Regions from separate parts of the Homo sapiens genome. Here region 1 is linked to region 2. The links are chromatin loops, found by intact Hi-C in ENCODE. Cell type or tissue: PC-3. All regions are shown on one strand. Each heading gives the region's core, and the rest is flanking DNA. Links, peaks and the distances in the headings are about the cores only.

The links. A loop is a pair of places that touch in the nucleus more often than their neighbours do. Peaks named below come from ENCODE experiments on the same cell type or tissue, not always from the same donor. Only the 100,000 strongest peaks of a DNase experiment are listed, where the experiment ranks them.
Region 1: a loop joins it to region 2, with 4 times the contacts of the local background. A loop is called at or near these places in 2 of 110 quality-filtered maps.

What each region holds. Positions count from the first base shown.
Region 1 is chr21:15,245,860-15,254,265 of GRCh38, forward strand. No RefSeq gene overlaps it. Among named protein-coding and RNA genes, the nearest start is that of LINC02920, 180 kb to the left of the region's middle. In PC-3, for the core only: no CTCF peak of the experiment used is centred there; DNase peaks (open chromatin) are centred at 1,962 and 4,762; H3K27ac peaks cover 2,261 bases.
Region 2 is chr21:15,187,430-15,195,835 of GRCh38, forward strand. It overlaps LOC124905047 (a long non-coding RNA gene), which reads left to right. Exons shown (of 2, transcript XR_007067916.1): 1 at 1-1,250; 2 at 2,368-3,077. Among named protein-coding and RNA genes, the nearest start is that of LINC02920, 120 kb to the left of the region's middle. In PC-3, for the core only: no CTCF peak of the experiment used is centred there; a DNase peak (open chromatin) is centred at 4,992; H3K4me3 peaks cover 1,639 bases; H3K27ac peaks cover 2,803 bases.

The DNA of each region.
Region 1 (8,406 bases), core at 293-8,292, 58 kb after region 2:
GGACGCTTTTGGTGGCAGGTAGAACACACATGTCAAAATGAGCCATCACACATATTTATGGGTATCGTCTTTAAGACCCTTCCTCTACCAATCTCATCAGGGTTTAGGCAATAATGTTAATCTAAGGATATGGTCATTTTACTCTTAAAAACCAAAAGAAAATGTTTTCTTTTATACCACGGAAGTGGATCCCTGTGCTGAGTGTAATTTCTATGACTCTGATTTTTGCCTCTGGGTCATCTTTTCTTGAAATGCTCCCAAGATGAATATTTGCCTGCAAGGTCATCCTCCGACATGTCGTCCAGTTTGAATCTCAGCACTCTAAAACAGGGCCCTTTCCACAAAAGCCTTCAACTTCAGAAAGAGCTGCCTTTTATGTGGCTCATGAATATGGTCTAACTGCTTCAAGCTCTCCTCTCTGACCTTTGTCCTATTTAGTGGAGTTCAATTGTCTCCCACATTTATTTAAGCTAATGATAGAAGCATTAAGCAAAAGTTGAAAAAAGGGACAAATGGATTCATCATGAAAATGCACTGCGCCATAAAAAAGCCCATACACCAAGATGCTATTCACAGTGAGTAGTAAATTTATGAAACTCATTGCCTCAAGGTATTATATGGGCTATTATATATAAATAGGTTCAAGAAGGACTATAGCAGGTTATTAAACAAAATTGGGATGCCAGAGGTGGAAGTGGCGAGCTCATCCCTTACCTTTGCGAACATCGTGGAGCTGGGCGACATTGCTTAGTGCCTCAGTCAGAGAGTTGCTTGACTGGAGTGTATTACTTTCCTGTAGCCTGCTGGAACAAATTGCCACAGACTTGGTGGCTTAAAACAACAGAAATTTATTCTCTCACAGTTCTGAAGGCCTGAAGTCTGAAACCAAAATGTTGACAGGGCACATTCCCTCCAGGGGCTCTAAGAAAGAATCCCTTTCTGGACTCTTCCAGCTTCTGGTGCCTACCCCAGTATTCTAATCTCTGCCTCTGTCTTTACATCATCTTCTCTATGTGCCTGTCTTGTGAGGATATGTGATTATATTTAGGGCCCAGTTGAATAATCCAGGGTAAGCTCCTCCTCTAAGTTCTCTAACTTACTCATGTCTTTTGCCATGCAAGGTAGTATTCACTTTCACCATTCACGGTTGTATTCACAGAGTCCAGGGATTAGGACCTGGACATATCTTTTGGGGGGCCACCATTCAACCCACGATAGGGAGGGATCATCCTTCTAAGCATTCTATGGTTTGTTTTGTTCCTCATTCTTCTTTATAATTGGAGGGTTACTTCAGTCTAAACTTTCATTCCAATAACAATACCACAAACTTTAACTTTCTGTTAAAAAAAAAAACCTTTCTGTTTCTCTCCATTTCCTACATTAGTAATGAGCATTAGTTCTGCTGGATGTTAATAGTGGTTAAATGAATACAAGAGAAGCCACATGTTTCAGAATCCTGTTTAAAACAACATTTAATAGAATTTCTCAGAGGCTTGCTATGCCAGTGATCTTTGTGATGTTCTGAGAAGACAATATGGTGTGCTCACCAGACTCTTTCAACCACACACCCTCTAGCTAGTATTCCCTAGCATACATTTTGGGAAACTATGCTCTAAAACATAAGAATGACATAAATCAAACATCTCTACTTTTTTCCTTTTGGGACCAAATCTAAGCCTATGGCCCTCCTTGTTGCATTTGTAGCTAATAATTTCCTCACAATTATTTGAATTAATACAGCAAAAAGGAGGCTAGTTGTTCTTTGACTTAGCACGTTCCCTCTGGAATCAAGCAGATTCTTTTCTGTTGGGTTTTACATGATAGTCAATAGCTTTCCCTAGAGCCATCCAGCTACTATAATTGAAATATATACATAGTCTAAGAAAAACCCTATATGGGAGTCTGTGATTTTGCTGGCTCACTCTGGGTAGAGTGCCAATGAGCACGTGTATGCTCATCTTGACTGTTTCAAGTCAAGCTGCCAAGTTTACATTTTTTAGAGACTGAACAGCTCTTAAAAAGAATGCTATACCTGTTCCCCTAACATCTTTTTTCTCTTGGAGTTAGGTAAGAGAAGAAGAATATTATTTTACCAAATAGGTTCATATATATATATATATATATATATATATATATATTTTTTTTTTTTTTTTTTTTTGAAATGGTGTCTTGCCCTGTCGCCCAGGCTGGAGTGCAGTGACGCAATCTCTGCTCACTGCAAGCTCCGCCTTCCGGGTTCACGCCATTCTCCTTCCTCAGCCTCCCAAGTAGCTGGGACTACAGGTGCCAGCCACCAAGCCCAGCTAATTTTTTGTATTTTTAATAAAGACGAGGTTTCACCATGTTTAGCCAGGATGTTCTCTACCTCCTGACCTTGTGATCCGCCCCTCCTTCGCCTCCCAAAGTGCTGGGATTACAGGTGTAAGCCACCGCGTCTGGCCAGGTTCTTATATTTTTAAGTCTTTGAGTTCTCTTTTATTTTAAAATGTCCCCCTCCCCATCCCCCACCCAGACAGGATGTCACTCTGTTGCCCAGGCTGGAATGCAATGGTGTGATCATAGCTTGAACTCTTGAGCTCAAGCGATCCTCCCACCTCAATCTCTAGGACTGCAGGTTTATATCATCATGCCCTGCTAACTTTTTAATAAAAAAGTTTGTAGAGACAGGGTCTTTCTATAGTGCCTACGCTGGTCTCAAACTTCTGGGCTCAGTGATCCTCCCACCTCAGCCTCCCAAAGTGCTGGGATTACAGGCATGAGCTAATGCATCCAGCCTAAAATGTTCTTTATGAATGCTTTTTTATGTTCTTCATTTGGCCATCCAACAAATGCTCATTGAAATGTTCTAATGCACCAACCTCTGTGGTTGATTTAGGAGGGAAGGGTATGTGGCTCTGGATGAGACTCTGTGTGCCTTAAAGGCACTCTCAGTGGAGGATGCATGGCATGAAAAAAATGTATATACTGTGAAACACACCCCAATAGTGGTCTGAGAAATATGTTACAGCATGAAGGGAAAAGAAATATGAACTCTCTTTGGGAAACTAACATTTACTCTGGGTTGTGAAGAATGAAAAAGGTTCATTCGCTGTGATAAAGTACAATCTAGGATGGAAACCAAGGCATACGTAGGGAAGCAGTTATAGATGGGTATGTTGTATCTGAGGAATAATGAGAAGTTCAGAGTTACTCCCCAGAGGTAAAAGGGATGTGGTGCTGGAAGGAGGGGAGGTTAAGGTAGGCTGATTTCCAATAGGGAAGGATTCTGATTGCCCTGGCAGGAAGCTTAGATGGTATTTTGCAGGAAATTGGGAGCCTTGGGGAGGGTTTTGTATTAATACAAAGCAGTGACAAGATGAGATTTTGATTTTAGAAAGACAATTCTGGAAGTCAGGGCACATGGAAGCCCTCAAATCTACTCTTGTTAACCTAGCTAGAATAGTTTCAGTTTAAAATTATTAAAAAAAAAAAAGAAAAGAATTTGCTAGATTACTAGTAAAGAAACTTAGTAATAATCTATTTAAAAGGCGAACAGACTCTAAACAAAGGCAGTGGTATCTGAGATAGAATTCAGGGAAAGGCGGATGCTGACTCAAAGGCTTCCATGTAGTCAGTTGGGTGGATGGTGAAGATAATAAGGAAGAGAGGCAAGGAGTGGAGCTGCTTTGGGGTGGGTAGAGAAGTACTAGATTGTGAATAGGAAGGAATATAATCTAGTCTTTGGTGACAGAGACTATGGATTTTCCCTCAGCCTCCACTCCACTCCCTTTCAGCGTGCCTGGATGTACGATACCGCACTATGATGCAGTACTGCTAAAATCTGCATTTCCCAGGTTCATTTGCAGCTGCTTGTCAAATGTATGCCTCTCTGAGATTTGGAAGATGGAAGTGCACATCCTGTGGCCAATTCCATGCTTCTGTTGTTTCAGCTGTTTCCCCTGGCAAGCTTGTCTTTAGGGGTGTTTGTTTCTTCTGCAGTAGCTGTAGTAGAGTTTCCAATGTCCAGTGTTTAGCTTTATAGTGTGGAAAGGCAGTGTGGGAAGCATTCATTTTGCTGGCAGAGGTTGTGGACAAACTGGCATAGTGGTTGGGGAGCTAGCAGCCTCTTGCTTCTCCAGCCCCCTTATCGTGGTAAAAGCAGTGTCTTCCACGGAGGCTCACTCTAGACTGTTGTTTTGGAAGTTGTTCCTGGGCACTCTGCTTAGGGCTTATGCCCCCAGAGCTTCCACAAATCTTAAAGCCCCCAGATCTACCCTTGTTAACCTAGCCAGAATGGTTTCCGTGATCTGCAGCTGATCCTTAACTAATTCACCTTCAAATGAAAAAATTTTATAAGAAAATTAAGTATCGATTATGGAGGACATGACCTTGTCTTAAACACCTTCCGGTACCCAGTGCCTAGAACAGTGGTTTGCACTTGGTGTTTAATAAATTTGTTAGGTTTCATTGAATTAATTGAACTCCCTGAACAATTTGTGCTTCTCCAAATAGTGCCATAGAATATATTTGGCAAACTCCCTAACTCTGATAGTTGTTTTACATGATAAATTGCCGATATTGTTAGTATCTAAAATGCTTTGATCTGAAATTTTTTTGGAATTTTCAGATCCATGCCATCTGGCTTCACTGACTCATGGAAATTTAATGTCTTAAGTCGTAGTCACCACCTGTTGTTTCTTTTTCTGTATTTATGCTGGTGAATCATATTTGCTTTCAATGAAAAGTAATTCTTTAGTAAAAATTCCACATTTACTCTGTCAGTAATGATCACTGACTGAGTGATCAGAGGAACAATTCAGCCTTCACTGGTTCTTAAATACTCCTGTTCCCCCCACTAAGTATATGACTGCACTTTGAGTTCTTTATCTACAACCAGACAGGGTCACACTCAACCCTTAGACTATTCTTATAGAAGAATGATTCATAGATTTTACCTGAATTTTGTTTTTATAATCCTTCTTGCATTGTAGTAGCATTCATGTCTGGTGTTCTATGCCAATATTGCTATTTTTTCCATATATTTTATTTCTTATGAACATTTGTAATCTTAATACTTTCCACGGTATAGTGCCCCCAAAAGATTCCCTACACACTCCTGTGCAAGAGGCCAATTAGAGGACACATGAGAAGGAGACATAGATCCTTCTCTAGTACCTATCAAAATATGTTTTGTAGCAAGCAGCGGAAACTCAACTCAAGCTGGATAAAAGATAAGTAGCCTATGTTGGTTGACAGGACTGAGAAGTACTGAGATAGGAAGGCTTCAGGTGTAGTTCAAATAAAGTTCTTGTTCTATTTCTTTGTGATTTTTTGGCTCTGCTTCTTTTGCATATTAGCTTCACCCTAGGCAGGCTTCCCTGTAGTTGCAGGAGAGATATCTACAAAAACGTAACAGCTTGTGATGTCCATTGCACAAAATTTCTAAGCCTTGCTCTGATTAGGCTACCCTCTGATAAGGGGGATGATTACATTGAAACATCCTCTTAAGCTACCCAATGAGGGAGATGTTAATGGATGTGAGGATGGAAACCATGTTATCTCTTCTTCCTGTGATCCAGTTTTGTTGTGGTCAGACCTAGACCCCAGGAAGACAATTGGGCATGTTCTCCACTATCCTTAAGGGCAGACCAACTCTTAATATATATTGTTGTATCATTTTTACTGTATATACATTTTTCTGTTTCCTCTGTTAACAATGACAAGCTTGAAGGAAGGTTTCATCTTGTTTGTACTTTTATTATTGATGCACACCAGCTACTACTGGAGTCCCCTCACTGTACATGTGGAGCCTTTCTCTACATGTCATGATGCTTTAAAAGGTTCTGATTATGTGATGATGCTTTAAAAGGATCATCATAAAATACATTTAGATGTATTTTACATAACCCTGACTTGGCTCTTGAGACATATTGAGCCAGAACTAGGCAATTAGTCAATCAGTAAACACATATGAAGTACTCCTGTGTGTGTCAGGCATTTGGTGCAGGTCAGAGAACATGGCAAGGAGTAGTGTCTCATTAAAATATTTCAAGGCACATATAAATGGATGATGTCATCTCCCAGGTCTGTGTCCCTTCTCCTGTCACTGTTGGAATTCTCCTTCCTCTCCTGGGTTTTCTTCCCAGGTTCTCAGTGCTATCGTGTATATTGCCCCATGTCCGTGATCTTCTACCGCTGTGGCTTGCCAGTGCTAGGAGAGCTCCTTTTTCTGTTCACGCAACCGTGATTGAGTGCCGCTGAGGATCCCACAATGACTGAAGCACACGATTCGCCTTGGGACTTCACAGTCTAGTGAAAGGCTTCCACATAAATAGCAATGTGATGAATGCCAGGATAGAAATAAGAATCAGAGATCCAATTCAAGCACTCAGAACAGGGCAGTTAAGGAAGATTTCTCAGAGACAGCGATGCCTATGAATCTTAAACAAAAACAAAAGCAAAAATGGGAAAATGTCAGCCAGGTGAAATGGCATTGCATGCAGAGGGAGCAGCGTGGCCAGAGGCCATGTGAGAGAAGCTGGCTGCTAGGGAAGAGTAAGTCCCTCTCCACAGCTGGGTCATTTCATGCGTGTGAAAAGTTGCTGGGAACAGCCTCATTTTCCATATTCTGATTCAAGCAATGTGGCTACCGTTTTTGGTGACCCTTAAATCATTAGATGACACCAAGATGAACAGTTTTCTTCATGAACATAAGAGGAAACTGTAACCAGAAAAGGCCTGGGAGTATCTTTCTGCTCAGCAGGAAAAACAATTCTGTCTCAAGAGCCATCCCTGCAGAAGGGGAAGTGGGTTAAGGCAACTCCTTGCAGAGAGTGACTTGAGAGGATGAGTAAAACATCTTCCCAGTGGGGTCTCCCTCCCTTTCTATCTGGCCACAAATTCTCAATAGTTAACTCACTAACTGACGAGGTCAATAAAAGTGGGACATCCTCTTCTATAGAAAGCCTCGGTGATCATGGTGATCACATAGCCCTGTCTGAAGAGTACATTAACTGAGATTAGCTCATTATCTTTGTGATGAACTTCAGAAGAGTTTCCGTTCAGTGGAAAAAAGAGCAGGCAGGGTTGGGAGAGGAGCAGCGAGGCCTCTAGGAGGAGAAACTCATTGAAATGGTGTCAGTGCTGCTGTCTCTGTGGGGTTGGTTGGTGTACTAGTTAGGGTTCTCTAGAGGGACATCCAAAGGGTGGATTTATAAATAAAAGGGAGTTTATTAAGGAGTACTGACTCACATGACCACAAAGTCCCACAATAGGCCATCTGCAAGCTGAGGAGAAAGGAAGCCAGTCCGAGTCCCAAACCTGAGGAACTTGGAGTCCAATGTTCTAGGGCAGGAAGCGTCCGGCACTGGAGAAAGATGTAGGGTGGGAAGCTAAGTCAGTTTCATCTTTTCATGTTCTTCTGCCCACTTTTATTTCAGCCACTCTGGCAGTTAAATAGATTGTCCCCACCCAGATTGACGGTGGGTCTGCTTTTCCCAGTCCACTGACTCAAATGTTAATCTCCTTTGGCAACACCCTCACAGACACATCCAGGAACAATACTTTGCATCCTTCAATCCAATCAAGTTGACACTTAATATTAACCATCACAGTTGGGTTCTGGGGTCCTGACTTGTCTTTCTCCACTTTTAGTTCTTTGCCTTTTGTGTTGGCCAAATGATGCTCCACACTGCCCAGTGATGTTCTAGAACCTGCAAATGTGTTCTTTCACATGGCAAAGGGGACTTTGCAGAGATTTGAAGTTGAGGATCTTCAGATGGGGAGATGATCCTGGATTCTCTGGGTGAGCCCAATGTAATCACAGGAGTTCTTGTAAGTGAAAGAGGAGGTAGGAGAGTCAGAAGAGGAAATGTGATGACAGAAGCAGGGTTGTGATGCAGCCAGGACTCAAGGAATGTGGGCAGCCTCTAGAGGCTGGAAAAACTCCCTTAGAACCTCCAAAGAGGATACAATTCTGCCAACACCTTGACTTTAGCCCCATAAGACCCATTTCAGACTTCTTATCTCCAGAACTGTCATATAATAAGCATATGTACCATAAACCAGTAAGTTTGTGGCAATGTGCTACAGCTGCCATACACCTCTCTTTACCTGATGCCCATGACCCGTGAGGTCACCCTTCCCGCACCTACCACCATCCTCCACACCAAGTCTGTTTGGTGTATCTAATTCTGTTGGCTCATTTTGGAATTGTGTCAAGGTCAAACCCTTAGCAGAGTCACAGTGGAGTTCAAGCCACAGCTCAGGGAAAACAGAGGAAAGGAGGGCCTGCACCGGTCAAGTCTGAGGCCTGAGGTGCAGCTCCACCAGAGTGTCAGAACACAGAGCAGCACCAAGGAGCAGAAGGAACCAGCTACGAGCAGGAATGGAGGAACCAGGAAGCGGCATTAGACAGGCATAGCCAGG
Region 2 (8,406 bases), core at 224-8,223:
TAGGTGCTGAAAGTCTTACCATCTGTATTAGTCTGTTCTCACATTGCTATAAAGAAATGCCAGAAACTGTGTAGTTTATAAAGAAAAGAGTTTTAATTGGCTCACAGTTCCACAGGCTGTACAGGAAGCATGGCTGGGGAGGCCTCAGGGAGCTTTTACACATGGCAGAAGGCAAAACAGATGCAGGTATCTTCACATGCCCGGAGCAGGAGGAAGAGAGGGAGTGGGGAGGTGCTACACACTTTTAAACAACCACATCTCAGAAGAACTCTAGCATTAGAACAGTACCAAAGGGGAAATCTGCTCCCATGATCCAAACACCTCCCACCAGGCCCCACCTCCACACTGGGGATTACAAATCGACATGAGATTTGGGCAGGGACACAAATCCAAACCATTTCACTATCTAAGCACAGAGCTTGGTTCTATGACTTTCAAGCTAAGTCTGCTCACAAGGAAAATGCCACTATTTCATTTATTTTTTAAATTCAGTAAACACCTACTGTGCACCTACTTTGCTCCAGGAAGTGGGAATGTCAAAACAAGTTTTAAAAGCCCCTGGAGGCGGAACTTGCAGTGAGCCTAGATGGTGCCACTGTACTCCAGTCTGAGAGACAGAGTGAGACTCTGTTCCCCCCCGCCCCCTAAAACAGCCTCTGGAATTTAAATTAACATGACAAAATAATGTGGCAAGTGCACAAATGGAGGTACATAAAAAATGGCCCTATGGGAGCTGTGCAGGATGGAGTCCACCAACGAGGCTGCAGGAACGACTTCATAAAAGAAGGAACAGCTGGGTTGGAACCTGAAAGACAGCTCAGCCAGGCATGGAGGTGTGAGGGAGGAGTGCTCCGCCCACATGGAAGAGCACATCTAGGAAACAGAGAGAAGCATGGTGCAGGCGGAACCTCTTAAAGATGGGGTATGGTAAACGATGTGGTTGAAGAGGTCAGCGTGTTGAATTTAGGAAATGAAATGCAAATAAAATGCTTAAAGGAAAATGTGACATAATCAGATTTGAATCTTAAAATGTTCGCACCCACTTTTGTGTAGAAGACACATTGGAAGAGAGTAGGACTGGGGGTTCTTCATCATACTGAGTTCATTTTCTTTTTTTTCCCCAAGGTTGTTAATTTAGTAGATCAGAGAAATCCACTCGATAAAAATGTTTTTAAGATTTCATCGTAGCACTTGATGAGCTCTCTTGTCAACAAGTTCTGGAAATATTTACTGGATGATAATACAATCAAGTAGGTTAATCACCAGGCTCCAACCTACTTTTCCAGTCCTTTCTTTCCTCGTTCCCTATACCTCCTCATGCTCCCATCATTAAATTTCTTGTTGATCCCTGTAAACACCTTGGGTGTTCCAGCCTCACTGCCTTTGTTCAAAATGTTCTCTCCACCTGGAATGACATTCTTTCATCTTCTAGCTATTGAAATCCTATTCATTGTTCAATGGGCCACCACACTCACATGTATTTTTGTACTTGCCTTATGATCCTTTCTTTATTCTACCTTCATTATAGTCATTTGAGTAATTATCTAATACTCCCTACCACAATTTACCTACGTGAGTGTAGGAATGTTTTCATATTCCTCAGCATAATGATAATGATACTTATTATAATCCCACCTTCAATGTCTTTAGTGAGTCTTGCCAGGCACTGTAGAAAGTTGCACTCCTCCTTGTCTTATGTACTTCTAAGTGGCAGTTTCATGTATTCATTAGAAATGAAAAAAACATGGCAGTCATCCAGACCCAGGCTAGCTCCTAGCTGTAAGATAGTGTTGCATGACCTGGGGCAAGTTATTTAACCTTTCTAAAGTTAAATTTTCTCATCTGAAAACTTGTAGGGTTGTTTTGGTGATTGAAGTAGATGATTGTTTAAAAGGCACTTAGCATAGTGCTTAACATACAATAATGAGACTAAAATTAGTCTCTATGAAATCACGTCTAAACCCATTACACAGATTCTAGGAGACACAAAAATACATGTGGACTCCTCTAAGGGAGCTCACAATTTAGTGGAGAACAAAAGCTGTCAATGCTCTGGGATTTTGATAAATACTCATACTAAATAAGGAAAAATGTGAAAATGGCAAATTAATGCTATAAACATTTCATATTCATATTGATATTATGGAAATACTACATGAAAGTTAAACTATTTTTAAATCTGGCACACTTAGATTACCCCCATGTGATACATTCATGTTTTACTAAAAATATTTTAATTACCCATAAACCTTTTTTTAATGATGGGGCAAAAAAAATCACCCCTGGAATATATCAGAGAAGAAAGGAAAGAAAGATGTTGAGAATTTTGAAAAGCATTTTGATGTCATTTTCAACTATTTTTTTCAGCCCTTTACTTCCTCCTCTTCAAATAAGCCATACAGAATAAAGGAAAAATCTACAGAATATTGGCAATTGGGATGACCGTTGGCCTCTACCTTGCCTAGAGAGGAAAGAAAGGCCCAAGGACCTTGAGATTTCATGTGCAGCAGCATCTGATGGGCCGGTTACCTTCTTTGCCCTGCACATTTTCTCTATTCCTCTCCCCACAGCTCTCTGCCCTGAGAGGTTGACCTGGATGAGCTGCACCCACAAGCTCATTTGTCCTCAGGTTTCCAGTTGAGTTCCACCAATGGGAGGCACCATCAGGAGATGCAGACTTCAAGAAGAGTGAAGCTGGGATGTTTACTTCCCCAACTCGCTCTACCGAGCTGCGTGTGAGCTGGCTGGGTACTTCGGTGAAGTTTGCAGCTCCCATCGGCGCCCTTTTCTACATCAGCCTCCGTAGCTGCCCAACTTTCTTTTGCCATTGCAGCCAGTTGAGTGGCAAAACTGGCCCCCTCAATATTTTACTGTTCCTTGTTGGCTTCATTTTAGCCTGTCCACACTTTTGTCAATTACCTTTTCTTTAAACTCTCAATCACCTATTTGAACATGCCACCGGGGATGCTGCTTTGATCCTGCCTGACAACCTTGGTTTCTAGTTTAATATTTTCTCCTCTCCCCTCCGCCCCACACTATGCTGGGTTGAAGCATAAAGGAAATAAAAGATTGCCTTCATGGAAATGGGTCTTATTTCTTTATTTAAAAATTATATTTTATTGGAGATATTTGATAGTTAAGAACTGTAATCTCAGTCTTTTTTTGTGATGACATTGCAATTCCTTTGTAGAACAGTTTAGAAAAACATTGAAATTTTTCCTAGGCGAATTGCTGATAGAACCACATCCCTTTCCAGCTCTTGTCCTTCCTCTGATGAAAATGAAAAGAGGTTATTCTTTGCGATATTGGAGCCACAAAACAACCAGATAAACTCACAAATAAAATCCATCTTAAGAATAAACCAGGAGTCCACAAGTGCAGTATTTCAACTATAACATAGCATGAAGAAAGGGCAGGCTGAAAGAAAAAAAGCCCGTGGGGACGAGTTTTCTTTACATGTCCTACAATAGTTTTTCTTTCATAAAAGTAATGAAAGAAAAGGTGGGGTGGAGTGGCAGTGAGGAGAAGAATGGGTGAGAAGATAAGACACGCATGCCTTGTGCTGAAGAAAAGACTATTTGTACCTAGTACATTGTAGAAATTGTTCAAGAACAGCTCAGCCATGTAAAAATATGACCCTGTAATACTGCCAAGGTCAATCAGACCCATAGTGATTGACTTAGAAAGAGCTGGCCTTACAGGATACCATTGCACAAAGCCTACGAGAGTTTATACGCCTAATTGCTAGCATTTGGAAGGTATTTTTGAATCTTGAGAATTTAATTGTACAAAACTACAGTATAAAACTCATACTTTAGTTTTTTTCTTGGTGGATAAGACTTAAAAGAGATACCATAAAAATGTAAAGTAGATACACAGTCACTCTTTCACGTTATGATATTTTCATTATTTTATTAGCATTTATTCCTGATATTTTTGTTTTAATATTTCTTTGGCGTGGCTTTATTTTCCAAATAGAATTTAAGCTGCATAAGAACAGATATCATGCTTTTTAGTCACCGTTTTTTGAATAAACTAAATTTTGACTCATAAATAATAATTTGTAGAGAGTTGCCTATTAAATGTCAAATTTATATACCTCAAATATGAACAATTACGATGTTCATGAGTAAGAGTAAAGTGTATGCTGAGAGTATGTTTATTTTTATCTTATTCATACAAAAGAATAAAGTAATTCTTTTTAAAAGAAGGGGCCCTTTATATATTTTGTATTATACGTTGAAAAAATACATGTATGTAAAAATTTGCAAGTCCAAAAAAGTACCGAGTTGTAATCAATTTTTCCTTCCAGGGAATCAGGTTTTGGAGGTTTTACATTTTTTTTAGACTTCTGTATTATTTGATTTTTTTTACAAGGAACAAGCATTACTTGTTTAACTTAGAAAAAACTAAAATCATTAACAAAATCTTGTAACATAGTGGCTTTAGAGACAACTATTGAACCAAGTTTGAAGATGTATTTGTAATAAATGGTGATTTGATTTTCCTTCTCTCACTCTTTATATGTTTTTTGTTACCAGAGTAATGGGACTTCTCCCCGATTTCAGCTCCTATCCCCAACTCATTCCAACAATATATTTTGCAACCATCTCTTTACCCATGACCATATACCCTATTAAGATTTTTCTACCCGGTACTATTTCTAGGCTGAGCCAACTTTTAGGTTGTAGAAAATAGTAAAGGGAAAAGGAATAAGGACGGGATAGGATTTAAAAGAACAAAGATATTTGAGGGGAGGACAGGCGAGGGAGAAAGTGACAGAGCCCTAAAATGATCTCTTTTGCAGTCTACCCTCCCCCGAAATCAGTGCACTTAAATGTCTTTTTTTTATGGTGATTTGGGCAATATTTACTAGAGCCAGAAATACCAGAGTATCAAGTATTCCTGTCTGAGCTGGCATTTTGCCTACTAGTCCATGAATTCTCCCACTGGGTACATCCTGAAGCCTTCTTGGAGATTGCAGGTCATAAATGTGCATGATTAATTGCCTATGTTGAAACAAACAAACAAAAAAGTTACCAGAACATTCAGACTAGAAGGTGAAGCAAGATCCTGTTGGGCGACAGAAGAAATCTGTTTGGGAGCCTGACAGTGATGGCTGAAGGAAGAAGATTGAGCTGACTGGAGCTGACTAATACACATTTCTAGTAGGTGGAATAACAAAAGGGATACGACTAGAAAATAGGGGTTTGTTACAAATTGTGAAAGACACCTAATAAATTACAAGGGACACAGGCTATGGGGCAGTGACTTAGATAAAACTAGAAGAGCAAAATGTAAAGCAATTTTTTTGTTTTTTAATTTAATTTAATTTAATTTAATTTAATTTAATTTAATTTAATTTAATTTTTTGAGACAGAGTCTTGCTTAGTTGCCCAGGCTGGAGTGCAGTGGCACAACCTCGGCTCACTGCAAGCTCCGCCTCCCAGGTTCACGCCATTCTCCTGCCTCAGCCTCCCCAGCAGCTGGGACTACAGGCGCCCGCCACCATGCCCTGCTAGTTTTTTGTAGAGACGGGGTTTCACCGTGTTAGCCAGGATGGTCTCCATCTCCTGACCTCGTGATCCACCCGCCTCAGCCTCCCAAAGTGCTGGGATTACAGGCATGAGCCACCGCGCCCGGCCAATGTAAAGCAATTTTTAAGACAAGTCCACAACTTTGTTTCTAAGTAAAATTAACTAATTGAGATGGGAACATAGGGGCAGTATGCTGTCTTCCTTATGTATAGAGATACCCACAGATGTCTACCACCTATGGGTGAGAACAAATAATTAATCATTTTCCAGTTCTGGTTAACAAACTATATTGCCTCCCTTGGAGGTGTACAGTATGTGCATACAAAAACCTGCATTAAATATGTTACAAAAAGTCTGCCCAGAATTGGGCAAAAGAGAGCCCCATGGTGTCCTCAATTGAGGCCATATACTTTTGAAGACCTCACAGTTAACAAATGAAATATGAGAGAATATGATTTAAGATTTCTTTGAATGCCCAAATAGTAAATGAAATTATATGTTCTATAAAGTGCTCCACAAATCCTGGTACAAAAGCAGTCAGTAACTTTTTTTCATTTTCAGTTAACCGCTGTGGGACTATCTTGGTGCATGTTGCACTGCTGTAACAGAATATCAGAGACAGTGTAATTTACAAAGCAAATAGTTTTTTCCTCACAGTTCTGGAGTTTGGAAAGTCCATGATGGAGGGGTTGGAATCTGGTGAGGGAGGAGGGCATCACGTGGGTGAAGGGGAGCAGGAGATTGAACTCACAGCCTGAAGCTTTCTTATAATTGACATGAATCCATTCATGAGGGTAGAGCCCTCATGACCTAAACACCTGTGATTAGGCCCTGCCTCCCAATAGTGTTGCACTGAGGATTAAGTTTCCAGCCCGTGCTTTTTAGGGGACACGTCCAAACTATAGCAAAGACTTACATGTCTTCGTAACTGGAAGTCTAGTATTTTTTTCTTCAGGTTCCCTGTCTTTCCCTTACTCATCGATTCCCTACCCTCTGCAGGCTCATCCAGTCCAAAGTAGGCCAATTCTGGCTACCAGAAAGTGGAAGGATATAGAGGCAAAACAGTGCTCTGCTGCAGCTGATGCCTCTCAAAGATTAGTCCTACACAGTTGGAACAGTGATGACTGGCCCAGAATGCTGCAGTTATCTCACTTCTTCAGTTCTAAGGTTGGCCAAAGGCTGTCCATGTTTGAAGTCCTAGCAATTGCTGTTATACACAAACAGTCCATTCTAAACTGCAAGCTACTAGTAAGGGACCGGAGTAAGGTCCTGGACCCCCGTGGTTTTTCCTCCTCAGTGAGCTACCTAAGGGAGAAGTAACTGATCTTGCTGCCTTTACCCACATCTCTCACATTTACCTTTTGCTCACCTTTCTCAGGGACGCAATCCTCAGTGATTTAGTCAAGGTGCTATATCCTTTTCAGGAAGGTTCCCAAGTAATTCCATGGTTCCATTGTCTCTACCTTTCTAAATCAGGCTACTCTCTGTGACTCCAAAGTGATTTTTCATCCTGGCCTAAGTCATGAACTCCTGGGCATTTTTTTCCCTAAAGAAAAGAAAAACACATCTTCATTTCTGATTGGTTACTGTTGGGTACAGCATCCCTGGACATATGTAGCTTCTGCTTTCAAAATTATAAACAGTAGCTGCTGGGAGCAGTGGCTCACTCCTATAATCCCAGCACTTTGGGAAGGTGAGGGCAGATTGCTTGAGGCCAGGAGTTTGAGACCAGCCTGGCCAGCAGGGAGGAAACCCCATCTCTACTAAAAATACAAAAATTAGCCAGGCATGTGGTGTGCGCCTGTAGTCCCAGCTACTCGGGAAGCTGAGGCATGAGAATTGCTTGAACCGGGGAGGCAGAGGTTGCAGTGAGCCAAGACTGAACCACTGCACTCCAGCCTGGGCCGCAGAGTGAGACTCTATCTCCAAAATAAAAATAAAAAAATTATAAATAGCTGTGACAAAGTACAAACCATTAGCTTTAGATGTCTTAAAACCTTAGGATGACGGTTCTCTACAAAGTAGAACTTTGTACTCATTTGAATGTTTTTGGATGTAAATTACAGAAATCCAGCAAAAGCAAAGCAAAGCAAACAAACAAAAAAGTAGCCAAGTGTGGTGGCTCATGCTTGTAATGCCAGAACTTGGAGAGGCCAAGGCAGGAGAATCACTTGAGCCCAGGAGTTTGCAACCAGCCTTGCCAGCATAGTGAGACCCTGTCTTTAAAAAATTTTAAAAATTAGCTGGGTGTAGTGGTTTGTGCCTATAGTCCCAACTACTTGGGAGGCTGAGGCAGGAGGATAGCTTCAGCCTGGGTGGTTGAGACTGCAGTGAGCTATGATTGATCACAACACTGCACTCCAGCCTGGGCAGCAGAGCAAGACCCTATGTTCCAAAAAAAAAAAAAAAAAAAGTGGATTTTTTAGTTCAATTAACTAACCGAGAATTCCAAGTCTAAGCGTTCTTGTCAGGGCTCACTCTTTCTATGTCTTAGATCCACATGACTTTGTTTCTTTTTAAGAATTGACTGAAGCTTCTCACCAGGTGCATTGGCAGGAAAGGTTGTCAAAGCTCATACCCTACAGAACATGATCCAAAAGAAAGAGAGAACAGTTTTACTCCCAGTTCCAATATATGGAATTGCATGAGTGCAATTGTCTAATTGTCACTGCTAGGGTTGTGCATGTGCTCTGTAAACCATGTGAATTAGAGAAGGGTATTCCACGATTAATCAAGCCACACAATGTTTCCCTATTGGGTAGAGACAAGTCATGATTGGCACTCTCACCACAACCACGTAGAAAGAGGAGAAATATTCCCCCAGTGGCAAGAGAAAAGCTATATTTAAAACCAGTTTTGGAAGAGGGCA